3 separate regions of the Homo sapiens genome follow, and regions 1 and 3 are each linked to region 2. A link is a loop called in an ENCODE intact Hi-C map of the cell type or tissue named here. Cell type or tissue: HCT116. All regions are shown on one strand.

Region 1 (5,000 bases), 170 kb before region 2:
CTCATGTTTTTCTTATTTAAAATTGTCTTTTTAGGAGAAGTTTGCAGGCTGTTTCCTGAGGTCTGGGCCAGCAGCACCGCCATGCCCTGACCCACCATTCCCCTGGCCGCGGGCTGAGTGTCCCAGCTGCACGGGAACTCCTGGCCTTGCCTGCAGCATGCGACACTGCCACACCCACCTCACGGCTCACAGCCAAGTTTCAGGTCATGATGTTTTCTCCTAGCCTCAGTGTAAACAAAAATAACTCTTTGCCCTCTAAGCAAATGAGCAGAGGCCTCAGGACCCTCCCCAGCCCACGGCTCTTGGGGTGCACTGGGGCCCTGTGCCCGGTCACCCCCTCGGGTGTGCACATGGCCGCCTCTCCTGCGCTTCCCACACCCCCACCCCGGAGCAAGCGCTGCCCAGCACAGCCCCTATGTGCGCTTTCTGCCACCTGGGGGCCCCGACTTCCACGTAGCCTCTCTGGACCCTGGGAGTCCCAGGACCTGGGTGCGGATTCTGAAGCGTCTGGGGGCCGCCTCCCTCCCTGCAGGGCGTGTTCATTGTTGTCCCTAGTGGGGTTTCTGCGGCTGTGCCAGGCCCAATGGCTCCCGCGGGCTGTGCTAGCAAGGCCTTCAGCCCTGAGCAGCATGCGGGCAGGCCCCTCCACAAAGGCAAGCAGAGCGTGCAGCATCGTCCATCTAGGGCACTCTTCCCACCACCACCCTGGGCTCACCGACTCACACAGCCCTGGCAGTGCCACTCTGGATCCCGTTGTTGGGGGCTTCCAGAAAACAGCGTGTGGGGGCCTGGGCCCCATTTGCCAGTGGGGTGTTCTCACTCCAGACAAGTCTGCACAACCACTCTGACTTGATTGATGGATCGACTGTCTGATACAAGGTCTTGTTCTGTTGCCTAGGCTGAGTGCCGTGGCACAGTCGTGGCTCACTGCAGCCTCTACCTCCTGGGTTCAGGCGATCCTCCTGACTCAGCCTCCTGGGTAGCTGGGGCTACAGGCACGCACCACCATGCCCAGCTAATTTTTTATTTTTATAGAAATGGGGTCTTGATAAGTTGTCCAGGCTGGCTTCAAACTCCTGGGCTCAAGTGATCTGCCTGCCTTGGCCTCCCAAAGTGCTGGGATCACAGGCATGAGCCACCGTGCCTGGCCTTGATAGTTTTGAATTATGGTGCAGGGCAAGTTCCCACCCTTCCTCCTGGCTGGGCTGCTGAGTGGGACCCTAGGTGTGGGGACTTCTCTGTGCCTTGGCCTGGGAGGCTTCCAGGTCCCCACAGCCAGGTCTTGCGCTTAGAGCCTTGAGCTGGGCTCGGGACCCGGGCCCCATTCCTGCTGGTCCCCAACCGGCACGTCCCCACCCACGTGTCCATCCCCAGGGAAAGGGCATCCTGAGCCTGAGGGGCCGCCTGTGGACCCCGGCTCTTGGGGGTTGCAGCTTGGCCGCCTGTGGGCAGCAGGCGGCGCGTTCTCCGACTGCCTGTTCTCCGACTGCCTGTGTTCTCAAGTTGGGCACGGGGTTTACAGGTGTCGTCTCTCCTTCAGCTGGGGTGTGTATTCTTTGCTTTTAGATGGTAAAGATTTTAAGACAAAAATGAACACTTTGCTTTTGCTTCAAAAGCTCCCTGAATGTCTCTTGGCCCCTCTTAGCGTGGCAGGTGGGCTCCACGTGTGCAGGGCCAGGCGGGCCGGGGGGATCCTGTGTGCAGTAGGAGCCGGGGTCAGGGGGCCAGGGACCCACAAGCCTCTCCCTAGCCCCGCCCCCCGAGATCGGCCAGGCACCTCACGGCCCCTCCTGTCCCTGCAGACCCAGCCGATGCCCAATCCTGTGGCGTACTACCTGCACCACTCACCCTGGTGGTTCCATCGCTTCGAGACGCTCAGCAACCACTTCATCGAGCTCCTGGTGCCCTTCTTCCTCTTCCTCGGCCGGCGGGCGTGCATCATCCACGGGGTGCTGCAGATCCTGTTCCAGGTGAGCCCGCGCCGCCCGCCCTGCCCCGTGTCCACAGAGACGCTGGCCCGTCGCCCTATTTCTGGCTGCCCCGCTCTCTGGGAGGACCCTGGGGCATTACAGGCCCCCTTTCTTGGGGACAGCCTGTCCTCCCCAGCCTTCGTTTGTGTCACGGGCCCCACTGCAGCCCTGTCCCGGGCTGCAGGCTGAGGGTCTCCTTCCCAGGCTTCCTCCAAGGACTGGCTCCTCCCAAGAGCGTTTCCTGCAGCTGCGAGAGGCCCGGCCATGTCCTGGGCTCGGCAGTGGGACGGGGTCAGCACGCCAAGGCCCTGTGTGGACACCCCCACATTCCTGGGATCCACTCCTAAGATTCTTCCATTCTAGAGGTTTCCTTTCAAGTGTTCATGTCAGTCCACGGGGAACCAGGGTCTGAGAGAGGCCAGGGTCATTTGCCTCCATGTGGGTGAGGGGCTGCCTCCCCCAGCCCCCGGAACCCCGGGTACCCCCTAACGCCCCGTCCTGCCCACAGTCACCGCCATCCCTGCCCCACAAGCCCCCTGCATTGAGGGCGCCTCGAAGGACAGAGCACCCCCACGCTGCCTCCAGGGGGGCTGGGCCAGTCCCGAGCCTTTGCTTTTCCCTGTAAACGCTACATTCCGACTGTCAATTCCCAAGGAAAATGTGGTGGGGATTTTAAAGGTGGTTCTCTCTCTCGATTGTTTCAATGGAGGTGTAACATACAGCCAGGAAAATGCACAGGTCCAGGTGGCGTTCCACGTGCTCTGGAAAACAGATGTACCTGGGTGTCCCACGCCCCTTCCCCTGCCCTGCCCGCCCCTGCCCCCGCCCTTCCCCTGCCCTGCCCACCCCTGCCAGAGCACCGCCGCCTAGAGGGGCAAAGCTCCGTCAGCAGGCACGGGTGCCACGCCACGTTGGTGCACGTGGGGGCGCCCATGGTTGTTGGCCGGGTCCTGTTTCACGGTGCGTGCCTGCGGTCGGTTCACCCGTCCCGTCTGTGCACGTGTGGTAGTTTCTGGTTTTCACCACAGCCTGCCGTGCAGAGGTGCAATCTCGTCATCCTGTGGATGTATTTTCAAGGGCGCTACTGTATCGTGAGCAGGCCTGTGATTCACCTTACTGGAAGCTGCACGTGTCCAGGGTGGCTGTGCTGTTCTTGACCCCTCCCCCCAGCAAGGACCCTCACTCTGGCCGCCGGGGCCCTGAGCAGCTCCTGACTCCCTCGGGCTTTTCCGCGTTAGCTGCTTGGAGGCTGGCACCGGTGCCCATCAGGTGATTTCCCTGTGGGCATCGATGTCGCCGTGAATCTAAGTGGGAAGAACGGACTTGCTCACAGATCGTCCCCCAGCCAGGACCGCACGTTTCTCTCTGCAGCTGCTCAGGGCTCCTGGAATAGCTTCAGTCGGTTCCATGTAGCCGGACCCCACGCGTGTTTGGGGGCTCCTGGAATAGCTTCAGTGGATTCCATGTGGCTGGACCCCACGCGCGTCTGGGGGCTCCTGGAATAGCTTCAGTCGGTTCCGTGTAGCCAGACCCCATGTGTGTTTGGGGGCTCCTGGAATAGCTTCAGTGGATTCTGTGTAGCCAGACCCCACGCGCGTTTGTAGGCTGCAGCTCTGAGGTGACTTCTTTTTGTTGATGTTGTAAATGGTGCCCTTTTAAGTCACACTTCCTCCTCTTGGTGGCTAAGTGTGGGACTCTGGTGACCTTGACCTTTCTCAGACAACCTCTGCACTGGTACTTCCCCGTCTGTCTGCGGGTCCCTCAGAGACGCGTCCTGTGGGTGATCTAGGGATTCTGCCGGTTCTACGTCCATCCCTTTCTCCCCTGCTGGGCGGGCTCGAGTGCTGTCCTGGGTCTGGGGTCCCACAGCAGGGAGGGCCCGCCACCCCGCGCACTGCCTCTCACGATGCCGGCTGTGGGTTGTTTTCGTGGCTGCTTTTATTCACTTCTCCTTTGTGGGTTTTTAGCCATGAATGGATGTTGAGTTGTGGCGTTTCTCCATCAGTCACGAGATGACTTGTTGTTTCGTCTGTAACGTGGCGAGTTACATTAATGCTGTGGATGCTGAAGCAAGTTCACATTCCCAGAACATCTGAGCCTCTTCCTCTGCGGGAGTCTGGAAAGCAGAGGTGACCGTCCCTCACACCTGGCAGTGCTCCTGCATGAGGCCACCTGCGCCGCCAGGGTCTCTGTGACTGATCACCCTTGCGGGCCGTAGGACACGCAGAGTTTCCATTCCTTCTTGACTTGAGGCAGTTTTTGTGGTGAACATTTCCCTGGGAATTTGTTCATCTGTTTTCAAATCTTTTGGCAAAAAAAGTCATAGTATTATCTTAGTTTTATAGCCTCTCAAGTAGCCGGGACTACAGGTGCCACCACGCCGAGCTATTTTTCATTTTTTGTAGAGCTGGGGGTCTCGCTATGTTGCCCAGTCTGGTTTTGAACTCCAGGGCTCGAGCACTCCTCCTGCCTGACCTCCTAAAGTGCCGTGACTGCAGGTGTGCGCCCGGCCTCAAGGCCTGTGTCCTCACCGACACGCATCTCCTGAGACAGCGGGGAGCAAGGTCATGCTTAGGGTCAGCGTGGCCGTCTTTCTCTTTTAAGTAACAGGCCCGTATATCTCAACTGACATATTTGGACGTATTTCCACATCTTTGTGTTTTTCTCTTTGTTCTTTGTATCTTTCTCTCTCGTTTTTTTCTGTTATTTTCCCTCCTCTAATGGATAAGGAAGATCCTCTGTTTCCTCAGTGGTTATCAATCAATCAGCCATGTTAACTTACTGAAGGTCTCAGTTTGGGCAGCATCTTTGCCACCATGACCCCCCGAGGTCCTCAGCCCGCCCAGCCCGCCTCTGTCCAAGGTCCTCAGCCCACCCAGCCTGCCTCTGTCCGCCCCAAGCCACTTGCGTCCTTTGCTCCAGTGTTTCAGCTCTGTTTCGTTTTATTAATTGACTTATTTTAGAACACTTTTAGATTTTCGGAAAAACTGTGCAGAGACTACAAAGGTTCCCTTATCCCCCCCTCCCAGT
Region 2 (5,000 bases):
ACAAGCAAAGGGGTCCCACTACATACTGAACCCCTTACGGACGACAGAAGCTTTAGCCGGGGACTGCAAGGACCAGCATAGACTGTGCAGCCTGAAGATGTGAACATTCCGTCCCCTGCCCCCAAACCTCCTGCCACCCGGCGCTCGAAACTCATGGTGGACAGATGAGTTCACCAGTGGCAGTCGGACAGATGAGGCCAGATGGCTCAGTGGCAGTGGGAGGCTGGATCCCACTGACCAGGCCCTCCCTCAACCCCAGGGCCCTCCCAGGCCAAACAGGAACAAGGCGCCTACTGGGCTCGGCCAGCCCCTTGCTCTGGGCGAGGTGCAGGTCAGAAGTAGCCATCACAATCCCCAAAAGGTGGAAGACTCCCAAAGGCCTGTCTGCAGCTGAGTGGACAAGCAAGTGCAGTGGGTCCATTTTTTTTTTTTTTTTTGAGACGGAATCTCGTTCTGTCGCCCAGGCTGGAGTGCAGTGGCTCGATCTCGGCTCACTGCAACCTCTGCCTCCTGGGTTCATGCCATTCTCCTGCCTCAGCCTCCCGAGCAGCTGAGACTACAGGCGCCCGCCACCACACCCGGCTAAATTTTTGTATTTTTTCTTTTTTTAGTAGAGAGGGTGTTTCACCGTGTTAGCCAGGATGGTCTCGATCTCCTGACCTCGTGATCTGCCCGCCTTGGCCTCCCAAAGTGCTGGGATTACAGATGTGAGCCACCGCGCCCGGCCTCTTTTTTTTTTTTTTTTTTTTTTTTTTTTTTGAGATGGAGTTTCGCTCTTTGCCCAGTCTGGAGTGCAATGGCGCGATCTTGGCTCACTGCAACCTCCACCTCCTGGGTTCAAGCGATTCTCCTGCGTCAGCCTCCCGAGCAGCTGGGATTACAGGCATGTGCCATCATGCCGGCTAATTTTGTATTTTTAGTAGAGACGAGGTTTCTCCATGCTGGTCAGGCTGGTCTTGAACTCCCGACCTCAGGTGATCCGCCCACCTCAGCCTCCCAAAGTGTTGGGATTACAGGCATGAGCCACGGCACCCCCTGGCGGTGGGTCCATTATTAAGCCATAAAAAGGAATGAAGTTCTGGTCCCTTGACACCCGCTACAGCCTGGATGAGCCTGGAGGCTTATGCGCTGAGCAAAATAAGCCAGAGACAAAAGGACAAACACTGTTGGATTCCACTTCTGTGAGTCACCTTAGAGTAGTCACGGTCATGAGGACAGAAAGTGGAGCAGGGGCTGGGGAGGGGAATGAGGGATTGGAGCTTAATGGGGACAGAATTCAGGAGCTTGATTACACAACACAAATGTACTCAACAGTACGGAACTGCACACTTTAAAATGGGTAAAATGGTAGATGTTATGATGTATATCTTACAATTAAAAATAAAAATTGTCAAGGCGCAGCGGCTCCCACCTGTAATTTCAGCAGTTTGGGAGGCCAAGGCAGGGAGATCACAAGGTCGGGAGTTCGAGACCAGCCTGGCCAACATGGTGAAACCCCATCTCTACTAAAAATACAAAAATTAGCTGGACGTGGTGGCGCACGCCTGCAGTCCTAGCTACTTGGGAGGCTGAGACAGGAGAACCGCTTGAACCCGGGAGGTGGAGGTTGCAGTGAGCTGAGATCAGGCCACTGCACTCCAGCCTGGGTGACAGAGTGAGAGTCTGTCTCATAAAAATTAATTAATTAATTACATAAAAATTAAGGCCGGGTGTGGCAGCTCCTGCCTGTAATCTCAGCACTTTGGGAGGCTGAGGCAGGATGATCGCTTGACATCAGGAGTTCAAGACCAGCCTGGCCAACATGTTGAAACCCCAACTCCACTAAAACTACAAAAATTAGCTGGGTGCAGCAGCTCATGCATGTAGTCTTAGCACTTTGGGAGGCTGTGGCAGGAGGATTGCTTAAGCCCAGGAGGGTGAGGCTGCAGTGAGCTGTGATTGCACCACTGCACTCCAACCAGGGCGACAGAAGAGACCCTGTCTCAATAAAAATTAAAAAATAAATAAATAAAATATAAAAATCGTAAAGGTTAAAGGGTAGACTCGGCCTGGGGCTGAGCACATGAGGTGCTCGCAGAGGTGGGGAGAGGCACACGGGTCGGCCGCTGCAGCCACCCAGCCGTCCAGGGCTGCTGCCGCTTGGCGGTCCCCGGGTCAGCACGGTGGGCTCCAGGCGCCCTCTGGTGGCGGCGTGAGGGTCAGCCCCAGACACCCTCCTGACAGCCTGGGCCCCGGACTTCTCCCCAGGCCTCCTCCAGAGAGGGGCCAGTGTCTGTGGTTGGAGGGAGGGGTTCCTGGGGTGACCTGGTCTGGAATGGCACATGCCTGGCCCCGAGTTGACGCCTCAACCCCGGGCGTCCCTGCCTCCTCCCCAGCCTCATCTCCGGGGATCCGGTGCCAATGCAGCCACCCACAGGAGAAGCCCTGGACACACACCCCTTTTCCTCACAGCCCCCGGCCCCACCCAGGAAAGCACCTGGCATCAGTGAGTGCTGTGCTGCCTACAGGAGGGGCCTGGAAGGCCGAGTCTGTCCTCAGTTGCTATGGGTACAGGACCCGACTTGCCAGGGTGCTGGTGCTCAGTAAATACCAGCAGACTAAGTGGGGGGTGGCTGGGCGGAGGAGTGCCTGGAAGGCATCCCCAAGCTTAGGTGATGCCGTGGCTGTCTGTGCTGTTTGGGGGCCCCCTCAAGTGCCCCAAGCCCCAGACCCTTGAGTGCCCTGAAACCCCAGAAGGGGCCTCTCTCCATTTCCACCCAAGTCAGAACGCGACAGCAGCAAGACATACTCAAGTCAGACAAAAGGAAGAACTTCCCTGAGGCTTTGTTTCAGAAACCTTGGGCCTAGCGCGTGAGGCCACCCCTGGAGAGTGCAGAGTCTGGGACAATCATCTCTCCCGCCTGCGGGTCAGCCTGGCCGTGGCCAAACACAGACGCCATATCACAAGGCCCCTCAGCCCAAGGCAGGGCGGCCAGCCTCACAGCTTGTCCCGAAGCCTGAGACTTGGTTTCTGTTCCTGTCTTGCCCAGAGGGCCCTTGGAGCTGCAGCCTGAGGGGGTGCTGGGGTGGGGGCGGTCGAGACCCTGGTCACTGCCACATGGTTCCCACCTTCGGCCACTGCGTTCTCCCCCCAGACACAGGTTCCGGCCCGTGGAGGACACCAGTGCTGCATTTGCCATGAGCTGGGCCCCAGCAGTGCGTGGCACAGGCAGCCCACGTCCCGCAGGGGAGCGGCTGCGGACAGGTGGCTGCGCCACGGAGTGCCGAACAACCCGCTGGGGACACCACAGTGCCGGGCACAGAATAGCAGCTGTCACGGCCAGGGCAGGAGCTGGCTGGCTGGGGCCCTGGGGGAGCAACATCAAGGACGAGGGGAGTTGATGGGGGGGCAGGAAGGGAGCCCCAACCCTGGGGAGAAGAGGGGCAAAGGCCCTGAGGCAGACAGAACTTCGAGTAAACCAGGAACCACAGAGGGTGAGCCCTGGGGGCTCCTTGTTTGCTTGAAGCTCCATCTGCCTCAGAGCCTTTGACCTGCTGCAAAGGGGAGGCGGGTAAGGCCGGCCCCACCCAGCCCATCTGCCCTGAGGGAGTTGGGGAGTTTGGACGCACCGGTGAACAGGATCCCCCAGGAAATGGGGAGGAAGCCTAGAGAGAAGGGCCAGATCGTAGGCCAAGACCCCCGCCTGTGTCTCTGTTCACTGGCAGCGGAGCGAGGAGAGAGGTGTGGGCTGACCTGAAGCCAGCGCCTCCTGTGTCCCCAGCTGAGCCCTGCACGGGATTGGCCAAATGTGCTGCTCTGCGGCCGCCCTGCTGCCCCCTCCCTGGGTGGAGCTGGGGTCTGGGACAGTGAAGATGGCTCCCACAGCTGAGGGGCACTGGGTGCCAAGAGCCTGCCAGACCCTGGGCCACCCAGAAACATGCTCTGATAGTGCAGCTGTGAGCACTGGCCTGCGTCCCCTCTACCCAGCCGACCTATGAGGCTCAGGGTGCTTGGGGGCCCATCAAGGACATAGTCCTAGCTGCCGACTCATCCAGGCAGCCTGCACAACCCCTGGCTCCCCTCCACCGGCCACCTGCCCCCCTGCACAGGCAGGATCCGGCCTCGCCCACCCACAGGCCTGCACCTCCGGGCCCACGGCAGCAAGATTCCTATCTTGGGGATGCTTTCCTCCCTTTGCCGAGAGACCCACCCCCCCACACCTTGCCTCTCTTCAAGGAGCCGAAAATGCAGCTGCCGACTGATTTGCTGTGGAGCTAAAAATAACTGCCGGGCTCCAGCCAGGGCCCAGGAAAATATCCCATTGCTAGGAGACAACCGTTGCCGGGAGACCGCCATTGCTAGGCGACGCGTGTTGCTATGGTGATGGCTGGGCCCTGAGTCATCCTTAGCCTTGATAGGGGGCGAGCCAGGCAGGGAGCAGAGCTGGGGGGCATCAGAGAAATCCCACCGCCCATGGCACTCAGGGCACCCCTAATGGCTGTGAGGTTCTCATGCCTATGGGTGCCCATTCTGGCTGTGGAGGGGTCGGGACGGCCAAACATACCCACAGCCTGCTGCTTCACATGGATGATCCTGGGTGCTCTCGGGCTGTGCTCCAGGCAGGGGGCAGGGGCAGTGTGTGGGGGGATGGTGGCGTGGCCATCTGGCCCCCGGAGCAATCACTTTGCTCTCCAGTGTGGGGATATCACCACAGGTGCAGAGCTGAAGTGAATGTGGGTCCCCTTGCAGTCCTCCAAAGTCTCAGGGCAAGATGTACCAGCAGCCTCTGGTCCTCATCCCCATGGCTCCAGAGTGCCCTCCCAGCCACCTAGATGGGAGACTCCTCAGTGCTGAGGCATCAAGGCAAGGGGTGGTCCCGGTGAAGTATGCTCCTGGTAGGGGTTCTGCAGGAGAGGGGCTCTCCAGGTGAGGGGTGCTCCAGGTGAGGGGTGCTCCAGGTGAGGGGGTGCTCCAGATGAGGGTGCTCCGGGTAACAGGGTGCTCCAGGTAACAGGGTGCT
Region 3 (5,000 bases), 340 kb before region 2:
CGGGACTCCGGGTGGGGGAAGGGAGGGTCTGCTGGCAAGGCCTCCCCCACCAGGCCGCTCTCCGTGGGCTCTGAGCGCCCCCCGACCAGCCCCCCAGGGGTCCTCACCCTGGGACCCCCATGTCCCCCATGAACTGAATCTGCCTGGACCCCATGCTTGGTGACGCCCCCACCCCCCTCCTCCCAGCTCCAGGGTGGGGGGACCCTGCTTCGTCCCTGCCCGGACCCTGTCGGGGGAATTAAACAGGGGGATGGGGCGTGGGGCAGAAGGGACAGCAGCAGGGGCTTAGGGCCACCTCAGAAAGTGGGGGCTCCTGGAGGGGACCAGCCTCCCTGCCACCTGGCGGGTGACACCGGGGTCCCCAGGCACAGGCCGCCCACTGCCCAGCGCCGGACTCCCCAGCTCCACCACACCTGGTTCTCTCCCCGACCAGGCCCCGACCCTGGGGACCCTCGAGGAGGGGCCTGGACACGCCGGGGGGGGGGTTGCAGCAGCCCCCACCGGACGGTCCCTGCGTTTGAACCGCGGTGTCGGGACCGCCGGCTTCTGGCGCCCTCTGGTGGGCACAGTGGGCCCTGCGTGAGGTCGGGCTTGGTGGGCGGCTCTGAGGCTGGAGCTCAGTGACAGCCACAGTGGGTCCTGAACTGGGGCTGGGGCAGAGGCAGCGAGAGCCGGGGTCCCTGTGTCCCACGGCCTGGCAGGGACCCGCTCCCAGCAGCTCTGTTGTGCGGCCTTGGCTGGTCAGTCAGCCCCTCTGAGCCTGGTGTCCCCGGCAATACGGGGTCACAATGACGTCCCCTGCCCACTCTGCCAGGCATTTCCAGGAAAGCCCTGCCGTGGGCCCGTTCCCAGGCCTGAATCTGTTCCTCGGGGACCTCTGGATTGGCAGGCCCTGCCCTGGTGCTCCTGACAGCCCTGCCCAGGCCAATCCTTCTTTGGGGATGGGTACTGTCAGCCTCACGGGCCCTCAGTGATAGGGACAGGAGACAGAAATTCTAGGTAGAAAAAGATGGGGTTCCTGAGGAACCCCACCCTCAAGCCTGGAAGCATAGCCCTGAGTGAGAACACGCATTCCAGTTTCCCTGCTCCAATGCTGCCTTTTCCAAAACCACCACTGCCTCGCCCCACCCCCATCCTGTACCCATAAAAACTCCTGACCTTATTGGCAGAGAACAGAGCAGGCAAGGAGAGGAGAAGCAGCTGGCCATCGGAGATGGCAGTTTGACATCAGAGAGGAGCAGCGTGACCTCAGAGGGACAGCTGGACAGCAGGACTTTGGAGAAGAGTCTGGTAGAGACGGCAGGACTTCAGGGGACTATCACCTTCCCCCTCCACCCCCTCTCCAGCTCCCCCTCCCACTGAGAGCCTCTTCCACCACCTTCCCCCTCCACCCCCTCTCCAGCTCCCGCTCCCTGTGAGAGCCTCGTCCATCACCTTCCCCCTCCACCCCCTCTCCAGCTCCCCTCCCTCTGACAGCCTCTTCCATCACCTTCCCCCTCCACCCCCTCTCCAGCTCCCCCTCCCTCTGAGAGCCTCTTCCATCACCTTCCCCCTCCACCCCCTCTCCAGCTCTCCCTCCCTCTGAGAGCCTCTTCCATCACCTTCCCCCTCCACCCCCCTTTCCAGGTCCCCCTCCCTCCATCGGCCATAAAATCCCTTGCATTTACTATCCTTCAATTTCTTCATGCAACCTGATATTTCCTGGATGCTGGACAAGAGCTTGGGATACAGAAAGCTGTCACACTGACCCTCTGCCCTCGAGAAAAGGCAGAGGGTCCACTGAGCTGTTAAACACTCCAGACATCCTTGGACAGCAAAGCTAAAAGCACTGTAACACACACCCTCTGAGGCTTCACGGGTCACAGGCACTGCCCTAGACACTGCCACAGGACTGCACGGAGTTCTGCTCCTGCTGTGCCCAGAAGTGTTCACTCCAGCTCCTGCACCCGCCCACCTGCGTGCTCCTGCTGCCTCGAGGGGTTGAGAGCTCTGGGCTAAGCAAGATACCGCTGTCACCAGGCCCACAAAGGGGTCAAGGAAAATTTCTTGTTTCATTGGGGTGTGCGTGGCATGGACGGGAGAGGAGGGGCAACACAGGGCTGCCTTTACCAGGTCACTCCCCTTTCTGCCCTTGGGGACCTGCCTCAGTGCCGCCCCCCAGGTAGATGGGTTTGGGGCCAGGGACCCCCCCAAAGCAGGCAACCCTCAGCTCGGCCACCCTCTGACCTTGGGTCCCATGGCCGGGCTCTCAGGTAGGGCCTGGCCACCCAAAAGCAGCCCCAGCACCCCAACCAACCCTCACCCCACAAGGCCACAGTCCCTACAGCAGCCCCAGCACGTCCCGGCCCGCTGTCCCCTGAGCACCCCTGACAAACCCTCGTCCTGCAAGACCACAGTCCCTACGGCAGCCCTGCCCATTCCTTCCCGGCCTGGAGCTTAGGGTTCCTGCAACAGGCTGGGGCCTATGGAGAGTGGCTTGCACCTGGTGTGCTGGGGTGTGGCTGTTAACACCTGGGGCGCAGCCTCACCAAAGCAGGGTGTTCGCAGTGGCTCTTATACCACCACGGGGCGGGCCTCCCTGAGGCCCCTCTGCTCCATCTCCCTTTGTCCCCAGAAGCGCTGAGCCCGAGCGCCCTGGGGTCCTGCTCTGAACACACTGTGTGCCCTTCCCTCCCCAGCTGGCCCTCAGAGACCCTTGGCAGGGCCTGATTTTCAGGACCACGGCCGCAAGCAACCTCCTGGCCCCCTCCTCCCCTTCAGCTCTGCAAACCAGCTCCCTGACCAAGGAGACTTTCAGAACTGCCCTCTGATCCTGCAATCTGAGAGGACCACACCACCGTGCAGCCCCCACCCCGGGCCTCGGCTCCCTGAGCCCCAGGACCCCGCATCAGGGCCTGAAGAATCAGGCGGAGCACGGCCGGCGCTGGCCACTGGGGGGCACACGTGCAGTTCTCAAGGCTCCCAGCAGCGCCGGTGTCCGGCGTCCAGTCCTGCCAGGCTCAGGCCCGAGGACAGGGGTTGGGGGTTCTATGTGGGGCTCCTCCTGCCCTGTGGCGAGGGCTTTCTCATGCCAAGATTGAAACCCCTGGTTTCCAGGCTAAGACCTAGGGCCCAGAACCAGCCCAGCTGACCTTCCTGGCCTGGCTGCAGGGCCCAGGGAAGCTGGACCCTGGGGGTGGGACTGGGACCCTCCCGCCTCCCCCAGCCCCACCCACTCTCTGCTGGCTTTGCTGCCGGCGAGTGGCCAGCCCGGCCGCCCCACACCCTCCAGCAGCTGGTGGGCGACCCTCCCGGCAGCAGGACTTGCCTGGCTGGGCCGGCCACACCTGCTGCAGCAGCTGGCTCAAAATCCCCAAATCCTGGCAAGCTGCCCGCCTGGCCCCGCACCGGCCAGGCCAGCGCATCCTTGGCCCGTAGGGTCTGCCTGTCCTTTGCTGAACCGGCTGTTGGGGACCGTGGCCAGGTGGGCAGGCGGACAGCACCCCAGCCTGGAGACACCAGGGCTGCTCACACGCCAGGCTGCACTGTCTCAGCCCTTTGTGTGTGTGGGTGGGGGTGGTACCCCGCCTGGGCTCTGCTGGAGCAATTCAGATGAGAGTCTGTAGGCTTTTCAGGAGAAAGAAAAACAGAGACATGGGTGCTGGGGTCTGACCCTCACCCCACCTCCTCGGGCAGGGGAGAAAGCAGGGTGTCATTCTTCTGAGGGCAGGCGGCCGCTGGACAGGCCCAGCCCCCCTGCCCCGGCCAGCCTGCCCCAGGCCCGTCAACCCCCTCAGTGTCCATCTCCGGCTCATCCTCACTGGGACCCTCGGGCCAGTGGCAGCCTGGGTAGGCCAGGAGGGTGTGCAGGCCAGGAGGGTGTGCAGGCCAGGAGGGTGTGCAGGCCAGGAGGGTGGGCAGCACCAGGAGGGTGGGCAGGACCAGGAGGAGCGGGGCTCAGCTGCCACAGGGGCCCTCCAAGCCGTCACCCAACCCTGGCCTGAGTTTGCCACTTGATACCTGGCCACTTGGCTGCTCCCAGGCCTTGGGGGAGGCCGGGTCCCCGGCTGCCGGATGCTGGGAGTCAGAGCCCCAGGAGCAGAGAGGCGGTGGTCGCCGCCCATCCAGGGCCTAGGTGGGGGTGCTGCCAAGGCAGGTGGCGAAACCGCAGCCAGTGCTTCCCCCCGTGGGTGCTCGCTTATCCCCGCCCCCCGGCATTTGCTGAGCACCTACTGTGTGCTGCCGGTCCCTCCGTGCTGAGACAGACCCAGCAAGGGGCCTGCGGAAACTGCCTTGTGCCCAGCACGTGGCTCCTCCCTGGCCCCCCACTGTCTGCGTGCGGGGGCTCCCCAAGCATGCACCCTCCTGGGACCCTGCCCTGCCCAGTCTGCACCTGCTGGGTGCAGGTGGGGCCCCTTGCTCTGCCTGGGGTCAGTGGGAGGGGCTGGGGTGGCTGTGGTCACTAAGCAGGTATTCTGAGGGGAGAGCCTGGGCAGCATCAGATGGTGACATCCTGGGGTCAGCGTCCTGCACTCAGCAAGACAGCAGCCCCTGCGGAGTGCTGAGTGGACAGAGGTGGGGGCTGGCTCGTCCTGTGCCCAAGGCTGGGTGGGAGAGCACTGCAGCCCCGGCCCACCCCAGCTGCCCACCCCAGCCTGGTGCCCACCCCCTGAAAGTCCCCCCTGCTGGCATCTGTAGCCGAGGTAACTGATCCCTGGTGGGGGCCGGGCTGGCCTGGGCTCTGGTCTCTCTTGGCTCCCGAGCCTCCGGCCCAGCTGTTGCTGAGGAGGCTGCGTCTGTCCTCGGGGCCAACAGCTGCAGGCCCGGAAGCGCCCCCCTCCCACATCCCCCAGAGCAGGTGTGTCCCCCACAGCCCAACCCAGCCTGCCAAGGATGGGTCCCAGGGATACGGGGGCCTCCTGCCCTTCTCTGCTCAACTTTTCGGGGCCTGGGCTGGGACTGCTGTTGGAGTCCTCAGTCCTGTGGGTAGCAGACGCCAAGTCCCTGGTGGCCAGCCTGTG

What was found. Peaks named below come from ENCODE experiments on the same cell type or tissue, not always from the same donor. Only the 100,000 strongest peaks of a DNase experiment are listed, where the experiment ranks them.
Region 1: it touches region 2 in a loop (11-fold over the local background); 2 of 110 quality-filtered maps call a loop at or near these places.
Region 3: it touches region 2 in a loop (8-fold over the local background); 56 of 110 quality-filtered maps call a loop at or near these places.

What each region holds. Positions count from the first base shown.
Region 1 is chr16:876,540-881,539 of GRCh38, reverse strand. LMF1 (lipase maturation factor 1) reads left to right here. Exons shown (of 11, transcript NM_022773.4): 6 at 1,803-1,970. Among named protein-coding and RNA genes, the nearest start is that of LMF1-AS1, 42 kb to the left of the region's middle. In HCT116, a CTCF peak has its summit at 2,917; a DNase peak (open chromatin) is centred at 2,899.
Region 2 is chr16:709,078-714,077 of GRCh38, reverse strand. No RefSeq gene overlaps it. Among named protein-coding and RNA genes, the nearest start is that of METRN, 3.5 kb to the left of the region's middle. RefSeq lists a silencer at 2,089-2,218. In HCT116, CTCF peaks have their summits at 865, 1,071 (motif pointing left), 2,209 (motif pointing left) and 3,765; a DNase peak (open chromatin) is centred at 1,127; H3K27ac peaks cover 1,625 bases.
Region 3 is chr16:1,053,209-1,058,208 of GRCh38, reverse strand. No RefSeq gene overlaps it. Among named protein-coding and RNA genes, the nearest start is that of SSTR5, 17 kb to the left of the region's middle. RefSeq lists a silencer at 467-646. In HCT116, CTCF peaks have their summits at 560 (motif pointing left), 2,713 and 2,915 (motif pointing right); a DNase peak (open chromatin) is centred at 2,948.